Regions from separate parts of the Homo sapiens genome. Here all the other regions are linked to region 2. The links are chromatin loops, found by intact Hi-C in ENCODE. Cell type or tissue: endothelial cell of umbilical vein. All regions are shown on one strand. Each heading gives the region's core, and the rest is flanking DNA. Links, peaks and the distances in the headings are about the cores only. Region 1 has its middle 460 kb from the start of SQOR. Region 2 has its middle 680 kb from the start of SQOR. Region 3 has its middle 530 kb from the start of SEMA6D.

Region 1 (4,902 bases), core at 1,556-4,055, 220 kb before region 2:
GCCTCCATTTCATCTTCCTATTGTCTGCTAGAGCAGCATGTAATCTATTTCAGGCATCTGCAACTGGAGGGAAAACATGCCAATTATTTTTATTGATCTAAAGCCTTCACAGGTGGGACACCTTGCCAGGGTGGCATATGGAAATTTAGATAAGGAAATGATTGCAGAGACACGAAAAGGGCTTTGCTATTCGGAAGGAATGTGTAGGCCTTAAAAAAAATGAACAGACACTTGGTATTCCAGAGCTTAAGAGCACCAAAGATGAATTATGCAGTCGCAGCAATGGAAATTGATTACTAAGCCTTCGATGAGTCACATGCCTTAGGAATTAAGTACCCCAATCTATTATTGTCAGTATCCTGATGGGTCAACCAGGCTGTGAATGGGAATTTGCATTAAATTGATTTGAGTGTTTTTTCTTGAACTAACATCACTCAATCAAGGGACACATTCAGACAGAGCTAGATAAGTCTGACTGAATTTGATTTGGAAAAGCAGAGTAGCAAGGAATTAGCAGGCAGAATTTAAAAATGCCATAAATCTGGCATTGCAAACTGGGCTGGGAAAAGCAGGTGACCAATCTCTGTGCCACAAACAGTGTATAAAATCAAAGCAAATTTGTTTCTCATCTCCGTAGCATGTTGACATAGTCATGGATTGCAAAAATCATCAGGTAACACAGAGGGCTGCTTCCATAAGATCTGATCCAGAAACAATGAAGTATTTGCCATCTATTCAGGGCCAAGAGTCTATATTTCTAGCATACATTTGCTGTGCAATGATCTTTTGACCCCAGGAAAGTCACTTACTTTACATGTAAAGAAGCTTTATGTGAAGAGGGTAAGTAAACTAGATGACCTCAGATCCACTCAGGTTTAACACTGTGTGATGATGTGGGTCCAAAAATATCAAGTGACAAATTTCACTTAGACATTTGATGTTCTTTGCAGTTTAGATGCCGGGATCCACAAGGAGCTTTAGTTGTAATGTGTACCCTGTCATGACACATAAGTGATGGTTTAGGGAGGGCATAAATCCCCAGGGGCTATGGTGGGTTGGGAAGTTTTGAGATGGATTTTGAAAGACACTGATTGAGGCATTGATGCTCAAAATGATTTGGATTCATTAACAAATTGTGAATAAAGTAAGTTCTTTTTTATGTACTATTAACCATTCACCTACATATGCTAATAAGGATTCAGTTATTTTCTTAGAATGGTAGGGAAAGGGCATTAAACACTTACAGGATAGTCATTTACAGTAAGAGTAAAATGTGAATTCTCAGAGAACCTACATCATCTTTACATTTTAGCTTGATCTAGAAAACACATGTAACTTTGACGTATTGTAGTGTTGTTCTTAGTTGGTTGAAGAATACTTAGAATGATCATAACTCACTAATGTTCACCTGTACTAACCACTAAGCTAAAAATTTGGTAACATGAGGTTACTGGTTTACTGATCAGGCAGGACTTGGGGGAGTAGTAGATGTCCTGTTATCAGTGTCTAGAGTCTCTTTCATTTCCATTCTGTCTGTTCCTAGGATTGTCATGGTAACATTGTCATGGAATCCTTACTGTTGATCACTGCCTGGCAGAAGTCTGACAAGTATTAGAATATAGGCTGTATTGCTCCATTCCCCTTTTATGGCTCCCTCTGCTATTGCAAAATATAGAAATCACTGACAATGAATGTGTCTTTAATCATGCTGTAACTTAGTATTCATAGAACATACATCTTTAGATGTTTAGGTTATATATTTGCTTGGTTTAAAATACAGGAAATGTTTCTTAAAGATCAATACCTTAAAAATTACTTTATCCCTTGAAATTTGCTCTTAAGCAGAAGTTGGTAAACTTTTGGAGACAAATCATTTGCACAAGAAATCTCATCTTCTGAATATGTTACCATTTGAAGCTATAGCACTCAATATTTTTTCCTCATGGCAAATTAGGGTTGTTCAGTCAAACTCCATTCAGGTTGAAGCACAGGTTCTATTGAATCCTTGTTTGAACTAGAAATCTAGCTATTAAAGTCCACAACAGTACACTAAAGATAAAATTACTGTGTTATAATACCCTAGTGAATGTATGGAGTGTATTGAAGCCCAAATGACAAAGTTAGATAGAAATCACGCAAAAGAAGTTGAGAATCCATTTTCAAGTATGTAAAAGTGTAGTCAGGAAGTGATTTTCAAATAGTATGAAATGTGTATATCATCCTTGTCTATTAAACCTATAGAAAGAGCCTGGGGAAATAAATGTAGAGATAACACTATTTGTATTACTTCCAGTACCAAGGGGAGATGATCTTAGACTCAATATTCAGTAGGTCTTCAGACATGTTTAGGATGCCCCAGGAATGTGCAGATCTGCGTTGGAAGGGTAGAAACGGGAATGAAAGCAAATGGTAAGGATCCATGGAACGAAATATGGGGTGGAGATAGCAGCGTTTCCACCAAACTTCTATCGAAATTGGTAGAAATTAGTCTGGAAAAGTATTTGATTAACATTTCCTCAGCCACTAGGGGGCCTCAGTTGAATGTGTGTTGTTTATCTCCTGGCCCTTCTTCCTCAAGCTGCGCTGCCTCCCCATTCTGATCCTAGAAAGATAAATTGCTGGTCAGTGTTTATACAGATGTCATGGTCCCAGTTGCCAGTTGCATCTATAGTGACCTTCAAAGAGAGGAGACAGAAATAAGCGAGAACGTAGGCTCACTTTTGTGGTTCACCCTACTTAAGAGGGACTGTATTTCTGAATAACAAAATCCTACAGGTGACCGGGCGCGGTGGCTCATGCCTATAATCCCAGCACTTTGGGAGGCTGAGGCGGCGGGGGGGTGGGGGAGAAATCACCTGAGGTCGGGGGTTCGAGACCAGCCTGACCAACATGGAGAAACCCTGTCTCTACTAAAAACACAAAAAATTAGCCGGGCGTGGTGGCGCATGCCTATAATCCCAGCTACTCGGGAGGCTGAGGCAGGAGAATCGCTCCCGGGAGGCGGAAGTTGCCTTGAGCCGACATTGAGCCATTGCACTCCAGCCTGGGCAACAACAGCGAAACTCCGTCTCAAAAATAAATAAAAAATCCTACTGGCTGCTTTTACGTATGAGGTGCGGTGTTGTGGAAAGTCATAATTTTTCAAATAAATCCATGTTTATACTTTAACCATTAAGTCATGGAAAATAATGATAGCCAGGAACCAATCTAAAATTCAGCAAAAAGAAGTCAATACAATATTATGTTCTAGGTTCTAGAATGTATGGAAACCATATCAAGCAACAATTTAAGTCTGGGGTAACTATTAAACTCTTCAGAGACTTTCCCCTGGAGTGACTGAGGCCATGATTACCATGCCCTTCTCTGGCTAGGGTTGTAGGAATTTTTCCATTTATAGTGATAATTGGGCAACTCAGTTCCAAGAAGTACCCAAGTCGGCCACCTGTGTAAAAGCAGTCCTAACTCCTCCTCATGATCAGGGTCAAGTTCCTCTACCAAGATTGTGACTTTTTTCTTACTTTCTAATTCCTGGATACAAGTAGGCCAAAGTGCCCTTGAGCCAACTATAGCTTACCATTCAATGAGATACTTGCTATGTTTTGCATGAAAGTGTTAGCACTTTGGGCATCAGAACCTTTCCCTGCAGCAACTTTGCACTGTCCCCTTCCTGAAGACGAAATATTGTGTTTGATTTACCCCTTTGGCTATTGGTGGGGCAGTTTTAGAAGCTTCCACGTAGCCTGTAGGATTAAAGATTTCACAGGGGAAAGCAGCAACCCTAATATAGAAGTTTCACCAATTGTCAAACATGCTAAGTTCAATTATGTATCCTGGAAGTATGGAGATGATCACCATATAGGTCTGCAGATCAAGCTGACCCATTGTAAAGTGGACATTAGCCATTTATTATCTGGCCCTTATGTGCTTCAACTCTAACAGAGGGCCATCATACTGCTTTGGGCTTCCAGGTTTCATTGTCAATTCATACCCATTTTCAAACAATCCTTAAAATGTTTGGGAATTCTCTTTTTCCTCAATGTTTAGTTTCCTTGAGTAAATGGCCAAAAGACCCTTTGGGGAAAATAATCAAATATTACCATGTATAGTACCTAAGACTTTGTAGGAATCTTCATAATACAGACTGGGTCTGAAAACTGGTTCACATCTAGAAATTGCATAATGAATTATGACTTTTTAATGGGGTGCCCTCCCTCAGACTCCTTGACATCCATCATTTATTTCCTTTGTTGGTACAAGTTGAGTAGTATCCTTGTTGGCTGCCCGCCTGTTTTGCTCCTAGGGTGGTTGCTATGTTCCATCAACCATCAACACAGTTTTTTGTGAGTTAGGTCCCTTTGATTGCCACTCCAGTCTTTCCACTCACCATGATAATTGTGGCCTTTTGGCTTGGCTTCTATGTTTTGGGGTCTTATCCCCTTTACCATAACTAAGCCAAGTTCCGTAACAACATTTCCAAACATCATGCCTGATGTATAGTGTAAAGCTGCTGTTTCACATCTTAATGAGGCTGGTGCCCTTCTCAATAGCATTTTTTTTTTCTGGTATTAGTAAATGGTGTCTGCCATGAGCTTTCTTCTGGAGTATATCACCTGGCAGGTCTTCAAGTGAATATAGTATAGCCATTCTACCATGCTGCCTTTCCTAAGTATTTTAATCCATTCTTCAACCATCTTCCATGTAAAAGCTAGGATTTTGCTTCTCCAGCATAGGCCATTTTTTCTCTGTATTTCTAGGAGTCATGGTAGTAACAAGTTCATACTATTTCCTGGAATTCTTGCTAAGATGTTAAACTGTGTATCTCTCCCATGTCAATATATTTCTTACCCAATTTTAACTCCCTGGAGATGGAGTGAAGAGTTTATTGACTTGGGGGTATTCTGG
Region 2 (4,902 bases), core at 1,084-3,583:
GAGTTGGACAGCTTAGTGAGGATCAGATTTCTCTATGTACGAAGCACACACAACATCCCAGGGTCAGAAATAAGCTGTAATGGACAAGAATTATAGGATAGGGATATGGGGAGCAGAGCCAAATGAAGTGTACTGCTTTCATTTCCTCTGGAAGGTGTACCTTGGGCAAAAGGTCTAACTGAATTTAAATAATATTTGTTTCCAGAAGGGGCTTTGGAATAGGTAGGTTTTGCCCTAAGAGAGCCTTTATTTTTACCTTAAAAATAGCAGGCAACGTTTCTATGAAAGGAAGACAAAGTGATATTGCTTTATGTAAAATTAACGCTTAGAGATTTTAGAAGATGAAGTAAGGCAAATTGCTTTCTTATTTATGTTTATGCTCTCACCCATATACCCCGCAGTAGCTTAAATGCAACAGGAACTAAGAATAATAGAGTAAAAATATGATGCAATGCCTGATTAAAAATGCAAATTCAAAGTTGCCAGTGATCTTCTAGCTAAGCAGAGTAAACACTGGAAAGGAGAAAAAGCACACTGAGGTTCGCTAAAGGATAGAAATGATCATCCAAAAGAAGTAAGAAATGGGTGCCAAAGGAGGTAAGAAACGTGGAGTCTAGCCTCTGAGGAATAAGAGATTATTGGGTAAGCACTGGTGAATTGGAAGGGAAAAAGCCAAGTGGCCAAGAAAGACAGATTTACCAGGATTGGGGTTTTATTTCTAAGGATTGAGCCAGTGACGCTTGGAAGAAATCCAATCAGTAAATACTAACTGAACACCCACTGTGTGCAAGGCATCGTGGTCTGCCTTTCCAGCGCAATAAAGCAGTATAAAGATGAGAGAGACTTGCAGTGTAACAACTAAAAATACAACATGTTAAGTAAGATAGAGAACTTGAATATCTTGAAGGAAAGAAAATTAAAGCATGTTAAATGCGAAATAATGGTACACAAGACAAGTACAAGTGGACTCTGACTAGGGAGAGGTGGAGCAGTCAGGAAAGTCTTTTGGGAAAGGGTGGTACTTATGATAAGTAGGATAGGATGGGAAAGACTCCAGCCAAGGCGAGAGACAATAGCTTTTATAGAATCAGAACATATTATTAGATAGAAGCAACATTAGGAGTATCCGAGAAAACAGTATTAGAGAGCCTCATTGTATCATTTGTTAGTGTAGCTCCACTTGTCTCCCCCACCCCAGGCCTTCACCATCTGGGTCTGCCCACAGAACAGGGGGCAGCACAGTCCGAGAGGGAAGGGTGTGTTGCTTGGAGGGCATGAAGTGGTAGGGGGCTTCCCTGAGTGGGCTAAGACTGTAGTACTAGGGTGAAGGGGCAGTGCCTAGTCAGGAGGAGCCATGGATCCTCTGTGGGGGTCAGCATTAAAGATATAGTGCAAAACACTTAATGAGGCAGGAGGCTGGACAAGCACAGAAGGATGGCGGTAGGCCAGAGAACAAAGTCTGGTCAGGAGGATCTGTACTCTGAAAGTATAAACCAAAGCACCCTTTTATGTGAGGTCTGCTGCTCTTTACAAATATTCAAAAATTGTCTATAAAATGTAAGTGTGTCATTTAATATTTTCCATAATATGACAGATTTTAATTCATATCTCATATTTTATAGTCTAAACAAGGAGCTCTTAACAGTCATTAGAATCACTAGGAAGATTATCAAAAATATAAGTAATCAGGAATGAACTGGAGTAGGACCCAGAGGACAATATTTCTTGAAATCTTTCCAGCTAGACCTGGGAACCACTAGTTTAGCCAAACTGGGGTCCTCTTTCTTCTTTAAATTTACTCTAAAGTTTCTCTCCTCTATTCTTATTCTTGTGATTTTCATTCTGTTAGAAATGAAACTCTGTTAAGGATGTGATCCTTCTATATTTCTGTTGAAATTCTTACTTAGAAAATGCTGATAAAAGTAGTAGATGCCCAGTTCAGCTTGCTAGTTAGATTACCTTTCTAGGTCTTTGCAGATCAAGGGTCTGTGATTCCATTGGTTTGGCTCTTCAAGCGCTGATGTGAGCACAGTGCTAAAGAATGCCAGGAGAGGGCAGCAGAGAGCTGGGAAGCCCTTTGATAGAGGCTAGAGGAAGTGAACCAAATGGGAGAACCTGTATGTAGCAGGTGGAGGAGAAAATACTTGATCTTTTATGGGGTGCAGGGTATGCCAGTTGTGTGTCCTTCATAAATTAACCAAAGACTATAGTCATTACTCAGATCAGAAACTGAAATCAACAGGGGATGCCACAGGGAGTGGTAGTTTTAAAACAGGAAGGGATGGAAATAGGCTCTAAGATATTGCTGGGAGCCACCAAAGGTAAGCCAGCTATGGCAGGATGTTGGGCCCCTGATAGCTCCTGAGACACTGGCCCTGTCTAGGCATAGATTCATTAGACGTGGACCCAAACCAGTAGAAAAAGCCTTTATTTAAGGACTGAGCAAGTCTTTGCAACCTAGGGGTGCAGGTGAACAGGATAAAGGAAACATTTTAGAGTAAGATTTCAGGGGACTGAAGAAACACTGACATTCAGGAAAAGCAGAAGAGATTCTTACAAGTTCAGTGCCCACATCATAAGGAAAAAATTCTCTGAAGACCAGGATGGGATTCAAGGGTGTTATGTTGAATAGAGGCATGCAAAGGAAGTACTTAACGTGCAGGCCAGGACCAGAGACGGTGCACTAGGTAGAGTGCGGCATCCAGCAAAAGTATTTCAAGGTAAGTTCTGCAAGGGTTTGGGAATATCACAAGGCTTTGTTGGTAGTGCCAATTTAAATCCACCTTAGGCTAAAACTTCCAGAGTATGATCTAGCACCTTGCTACTTAAAAGTGTGGTCTGTAGACCAGCAGTCCTGGCATTGCTTGGGAGCTTATTACAATTGAGAATCTCAGGTCCTGCCTCAGACCTACAGAATCAGAATTTGCATTTTAACAAGATCCCCAGGTGATTTCACTGCATATAATGCATATTAAGGTTTAAGAAACAGCAGACTAGCATCCAGTCCAGACAGGGCTGGGTGGCATTGATACCTGTAGAAGATTAGTAAGGGCATTCTGTAATAAGAAAGTGAGGGAGAATAGCTGCATTTGAATGACAGTAGCTGCAGCCATTAATAGTATGTGAACTCGATACTTTATTTTGGCTTATTTTTTTCAAACCCTACTAGATGCCTTATAGTTACATGCAAAATCAACCAACTGATGTATTTTTCAGAGGCCACAGTAGGGGAAACTGCATCCTACTGCAGTTTGAAAGAAAGTGTGAATCCAAATTAAAGGTGTTGCTTGGGAGGGCAGTGGGTTTCTTAGAAGGTTTCCGCTGTGTATGGTCCGGGGTCTGTGTGTCCAGAAACTAGATTTTTAAAACATTTTTAGGCTAACTCAAAGCAATTAGACCCTTAGACAAAGGACTATTGGTACTAATATCACAAGGGAGTTTATGTTTGTATTAGTTTATTATTGTTGTTGTAATAAACTAACACAAATTTAGAGGCTTAAAACAACACAAATTTATTCTCTTACAATCCTGGAGTCCAGCAGCCCAAAATCAGTGTCACTGGGCTACAGTCAAGGTGCCAGCAGGGCTTGTTCTTTCTGGAGGATCCAGAGAAGAATTTATTCCTTGACTCTTCCAACTTCTAGAGGCTGCTGCCAAAATTAATTTCCTTCTCTGACTCCTGGACTTTTCCTCCATTTTTTTTCTTTTTTTTTTTTGAGATAGAGTCTTGCTCTGTTACCCAGGCTGGAGTGCAGTGGTGTGATCTCAGCTCACTGCAGTCTCTGCCTCTCGGGTTCCGGTGATTCTCCTGCCTCAGCCTCTCAGGTATCTGGGATTATAGGCATGTGTAACCACACCTGGCTAATTTTTGTATTTTTAGTGGAGGCAGGGTTTCACCATGTGGGCCAGGCTGGTCTCGAACTCCTGACCTCAGGTGATCTGCCCACCTCAGCCTCCCAAAGTGCCAGCATTACAGGTGTGAGCCACTGCGCCCAGACTTTCCTCCATTTTTGAAGCCACCGGTGTAGCATCTTACTTGTGTTGTAAGATGCTTTCATTGCCTTCATCTTCTGTGTCAAATATCCCTCTCCCTAGCTCCCACCCTGATAAGGAAGGATAATCTCTCTGTCTGTCTCAATATCCTTAGTCACATCCACGAAGCCACTTTTTCTATAAAAGGTAATATTCACAGGTTTTAAGGATTAAGGCCTGAATATCTTTGGGGGCCAATTAGCCTACCACAAAGTTTAAACCATAATTTTAATTGATGAAATAAAATATGTTGTTCCATTGATTACACAGCCTAATCTCTTTCTTGGTATTGGAAAGTCAAATTAGTATCAGCAAGTGATTTGGAAACTAGAGAATGAATTTTGTATGAGCCAGACAGAGCCCTGATGAAGCACCCCTGACCACAGCAACCCCTCGGGTTGGGATGGCTCCTGCGAGTGATGGCTTCTCTCCTCTGCTCTGGTCTTGCTTATGCTGTCCTGATTTGCTCTCAGACTTCCGTGTCCTGCCCTGCTCCCCTCCCTCAGTTGGAAAATTCTCTCTCTGAATGTACAGTATTATAGATGAAGCCCAAGGTTTGGGGGCCACACACTATAAGTGCCCACCTGTACTGGTTCAGGGAAGACAGCAAGCTCAGGCAGAAAACCAGGCAGTACAGGTAAACTGCTAGTGGCAGAACCTTAGAAGATTTTGAAGCTTCAAGGCAACTTAGAAATTATCTAGTCCAACCCCTTATTTACTGATGGGAAATAAGTCCCAGAGAGACAGTAGCACGTCCAGGGCCACACTTGGATTTATTATTTAGTCAATGAAAATTAATAAAGCAGCTGCCCTGTGCAGGGGTTATGCAGAGGAATAAAATGTGAATGAAGGAAATAAGGAATGGTGACC
Region 3 (4,902 bases), core at 1,414-3,913, 870 kb after region 2:
GTCAGTATATCAAATAAAAATACAAAGTACCTACTTAAACTTGAATTTCAGATAAATAATGAATAACTCCTTAGTATAGCTATGTTCCGAAATCCCATCGATTGCATGGCTAACAACAGGTTGCAAAATAGAGGCAATTTATTGTCTGAATATTGCATGGCACATGGACTCATTCTGAAACTGTTTATCTGTAATTTGTATTTAACTGGATGTAATTTGTATTAACTGGATATTTTATCTGGTGGTCCCAGTTAAAAAGAAATATAATACCTTCATCAAGGTTCTTAATTTAACGTACTAGAGCATCTCAGAGGTCAAGAGAGCCTGAATTACATTCTAGAAGAATTTATGTATTTTTTCATTTTACAAATTAACACTTTTAACTATAATGAATAATGAATATGTTCACTAGATAATTATAGCATACATATTTAAAATTAAACCAGATATTGATTTTTTATATTTTATTTTATTGTGGTAAGAACACTTAAAGGAGATCTTACCCTCTTAAATTTTTAAGTGTATAATACATTATTGTTGCCTATAGGTACAATGCTGTACAGCAGATCTCTTGTGCTTGCCCATCTCACTTGACTGAAACTTTATGTCTGTTGATTAGTAATGCCTCCTTCTTACTTACTAGCAGTAGGGTAGTTCTGGCACTATTATACAAGGATGCTAAAATCCTAAATAAAATATTAGTAAATTAAAAAAATTGTAAACTATCATGTACTTTAGGCAATATGGTTGGGTAGTGAGCAACAAATTTAAATTTTCAAGTCTACTTTAAATCATATAAGTATATCCCAGTTATTGTATGTATTTATTATTTGGAGATAATGGCAAAGTCTAGATCGGAAGGCTTTTATATAATATGCTGAGAGCTAAATGTTCCTCTCTCCTCCTCCTTCACTCCCCACAAATGATTGGCTTCATTGGCCACAGAAGAGAAAATTGATCAATTGCTTGAAATATCTTTTTGTTTCATCCCCAGGTATTGAAAGTCATCTTGCAGATTTGGGAACTGTATTTTCATTTCCTTTGGCTGTTGTAACAAATTACCACAAACTTGGTGATTTAAAACAATATACACTTATTTCTGTACAGTTCTGGAGGCCAGAAGTCCAAAATCACTTTCACTGGACAGAAATCAATATGAAAGCAGGATTGTGCTTCCTTGAGAAGCTCTTGGAGAGAATTCCTTCCTTGCCTCTTCCAGCTTCTGGTGGCTGCTGCCATTCATTGGCTTGTGACTGCATCATTCCAATCTTTGTCTCTGTGGTCACATTCCCTTTTCCTCTTCTGTGTCTCAAATTTCCTTCTGTCTCCTACTTAAAAGGACCTATGATTGCACTTAAGGCCCACGCTGATAATCCAGGATAATCTCCCCTTCTCAGGATTCTTAATTTCATCACATCTGCAAAATCCATTTTCTTCCATATAAAGTAACAGAGTTTCTAGGGGATTAGAACATGGGTATCTGTGGGGGCCATTATTTAACCTGCCACAGGAACTGACATTGCTCACTGCTGGGTCCCTGAAGAACACAAATTGGCTTGTTGGTGGGCTTGGCCAGGAATCGGTTTAGCTGGAGATGCCTTTCACTGATTGTGAAGGAGGTCCTAGAACCCAAACGTGAAGGCTCAGCGATCTGTCACGCACACCTGATGTCATGAGCATGGACCATGTCCCTCTCATGTTTCAAATACAGGCCACAGGTAGGGTCCATAGTCCCACCACAGAAAGCAGTTCTTGTGGTATTGAGGTCAATTATATGTCCTCAAAAACCTGAAGTTCTACCCATTTCATTACCGTCTCTTCTTCCTGCTATGATGCTAAGTGTGGATGGGTAAACATTCATTATTTTTAAAATGCTCATTAACATGTATTAGGTGCCAGGGATTATGGCAGGCCATTTAAAGCATGGTGGTCGAGAAAGCAGCCTCTGAAGCAGATTGCCAGGGATCTAATTTCTGCTCCACTAATTACTGGCTATGTGATATACCTCTATGCCTATGTTCCCCGACTATAAAATAGGCTCTATCTCACAAGGTTGTTGAGGATTAAATGAGCTATTATGTGTTAATGCTTGGACCAATGGCTGGCTGCTACCTGATCTTTGGTCTCTCTAGACTTAACAAATGTTAATTACTATTTATTTGAATGGAGAAACCAAAGAGATATGGAGCCCTGTGTGAGACACAGGGATAGCTAAGGCAAGATATGTTCATGAAAGTAATTTTAAGTTTAGGAGTTAAGACAATAAGTTTAACAAGAGGTCTGAGCATTGAGAGGTGTTTGTTTATTGTTTTTTAGAACTCTGACTTAAGTGAGTCAAGCAAGAGAAGAGAAAGAGGGAGGGAAAAATAAATGCTATTTTTGGAGGAAAGATGGTTGGGTAAGCTCTCTGTGGTACTGGTAGGCAGGTTTTGCATGTGGCTGGGTAGCTGGGCAGTCAAGTATTGCATTAACGCCAGCCTGATGCAGCTTGGGCTGGTGTGAAGAACCATGGGATCTCTAAGGCTTAGGGGTCTTCACATTTAGTGACCACCAAGTTACCAACCTGAGTATCATCTTAGAAAAAGTGGGTAATACTTACAAGGAAGACTTGTTTCAAGAATTAAAGGAACGTATGAGCAATCATCCAGCTAACTCCAAAATGCTTTGTTTTCCACAGGACTAATTATATGGGATACAAGCCAAGCATACAAATTGAAGTCTTCCTTCCTTTAAATACCACATAAAACCACCAAAGCTTGCCTCATATTTAAGGGACATTCACTCCTTGAACATTGTTTGAATACGTACTGTATGCCGAGGACCACACTAGGAGCTGTTGACAAAGTTATGAATATGAGTATGAATTATTTCTGCCTGAACAAACTTACAGACCAATAGTTCTGCCTAGAGAAACTTAAAGACCAGTAGTAGAGGAAGTAATCCAAACAGGAAAATGTCACATGAGTGATAGGTATTATCATGAAACTAAGAACAGAATGCTGAGGGAAGCCCTTAGAAAGGAACTTCTCATTGTCTGCAGAAACAGGGAAAAGTAAATATAAAAATATTTCCACAACAATAACAGCGAGGAAGCGGGCTCATTAGAAAAGGGCACGTGTGGCTTGGATTGGGGTAAAGAGGGTGTTCTGGAACTTTGTGGGCCTTTTTGCATATGGAGAAAAGCTGGGCTGACAGTCTAACTCCAAAGGCCAATGAACAGCGGTTAGATGATTAACACCTGGGAATACATTTCTACAGTATTAAAAGTGATATGTAGCTCATTTAAAGAAATACATCTTAATATGTAGTACACAATATATCTAAACCATCGCAACGACAAAATCAAAGCAAGGTCCTTTGCACCGAAGGGCCTGGGGAGATGTGGGCGAAGACCCCAGGACCTTTCCCCTGCTCAGAGACCAAAGGGTTTTCAGAGCGGAGGTGGGGGCTCCCGGCAGGGGAAGTTAGAGCCGAGGGAGCGGCAGGAGCACGTGGGCTGAGTGGGGGTGGGAGGACGCAGACGGCGGAGTAACCGGTGGAAGTGTCAAAGAGGAAGGAGTGGAGGGCTGCTGAGGTGACAGGGTGTGGTCTGTGAGGGAGCGGACGAACCCGGAGAAGAGAGCAGAGAGACCCACCAGGACTAGGAGGCAGCGGGGAGCGTGCCTGCGTCGCTCGGAGCGGTGACAGCAAGGAGCGCAGCGCGGAGGCCGGGCGGCAAGGGGAGTTTCCAGTCCTCGATAAGTGGAGTCCCTGCTCTGCGCTGCGCCAGCGCCTTCCGCCTGGGCCCGCGGTGCTAGACACCTGCCGAGTCCGAAGCGGGAGTCAGGCTGAGCCTTCGGCCCCCAAGTAAGTCTTCCCTTTTCTCTCCATTTCTCCTCCGTCGCCTTTACTTCTTTATCTGCGAAGCGAGGAGCTGCTGACGGAGGTTCTGCGCGAAAAGCGCACCGGGGAGCTCTGGCGGCGTCCAGGATGCTCCAGCCTCCCGGCGCGCCGCGGCCGGCGCAGAGACCCGACCGCGAGGCCCGCCGCCCGGTTCCCGTGCGCAGCATGGCCCGAGGCGGCGGCAGAGTTGTTGGCACTGATAAGACCCGTCTTTTGTGTCTTGCCCGATCCCGGAGCTGTGCCAGGCCGGGGGGAGGGAGCGGAAGCCACTTTATGGCTCGTGGCCCCACCTCTTGCCCCCACCCCAAATCCTCCGGGATTTCAAAATGCCGCGGACTCGGGCGCAAGTGAGCGCCAAACCCGCAAGCTGGGCGAGTTGGATCCGGGTCGGCAGCCGGCTGAACCGCCACGCTGCCCCGCTTTTTTTATTTTCTTTTTAGATACGGCATCTAATTGGTGGGTGCTGGGAGGCAGGGCTGGTTGGGTGAGCACGAGTACCTGGGTGTAGGGAACGACCTACCTTCTTGCTTTCCTTGGGGTTTAGAGGGGAAGGGGTGGGGGCACCCAGAGCCCCGAAGCCCGGAGCGTCCCGCGCTAGCGGGCTTGCGCGCGGCCGGCGAGCAGGCGTTCTCTGGGTGGGTCCCTTGTCTGGCTCATTGTTCGCGGTGACTGTTCTTGGGGCCAGGCTGAGCGACACAGACACCGCTCACCGGGCTGTAAATAAAAGTGACGACTTGGAGGAGTGGGGGTCAAGGCTGCCGGGAGGGAAAAGGCTTGCCCATTTTAGAAACCGACTTGGAGCTCGGAAGAGCAAACGTAGTCGACAGAGAAAACCGCTCCTGAGTGCGAAACTTAGATCTGACTCTAATTCACAGAGACAGCCTAGTAAATTAAACCCTCAGGAACAGGGCACGGTATTTCCCCCATTGAAATTGTTTTCAGAGTAACGAAGATGGAGTTTTAAGTGTTATTGACAGCTGGCCGCTTTCTCTTGCTAGCACCTGTTTCCCTTAAAGATTC

The links. Hi-C counts contacts between places; a loop is a spot of excess contacts. Peaks named below come from ENCODE experiments on the same cell type or tissue, not always from the same donor. Only the 100,000 strongest peaks of a DNase experiment are listed, where the experiment ranks them.
Region 1: it touches region 2 in a loop (7-fold over the local background); 4 of 110 quality-filtered maps call a loop at or near these places.
Region 3: a loop joins it to region 2, with 9 times the contacts of the local background. A loop is called at or near these places in 7 of 110 quality-filtered maps.

The regions. Positions count from the first base shown.
Region 1 is chr15:46,089,518-46,094,419 of GRCh38, forward strand. No RefSeq gene overlaps it. Among named protein-coding and RNA genes, the nearest start is that of SQOR, 460 kb to the left of the region's middle. In endothelial cell of umbilical vein, for the core only: a CTCF peak has its summit at 2,542 (motif pointing right); no DNase peak of the experiment used is centred there; H3K27ac peaks cover 48 bases.
Region 2 is chr15:46,310,276-46,315,177 of GRCh38, forward strand. No RefSeq gene overlaps it. Among named protein-coding and RNA genes, the nearest start is that of SQOR, 680 kb to the left of the region's middle. In endothelial cell of umbilical vein, for the core only: a CTCF peak has its summit at 2,043 (motif pointing right); a DNase peak (open chromatin) is centred at 2,056.
Region 3 is chr15:47,180,573-47,185,474 of GRCh38, forward strand. It overlaps a transcript of SEMA6D not described here. Among named protein-coding and RNA genes, the nearest start is that of SEMA6D, 530 kb to the right of the region's middle. In endothelial cell of umbilical vein, for the core only: no CTCF peak of the experiment used is centred there; DNase peaks (open chromatin) are centred at 2,829 and 3,799; H3K4me3 peaks cover 621 bases; H3K27ac peaks cover 420 bases.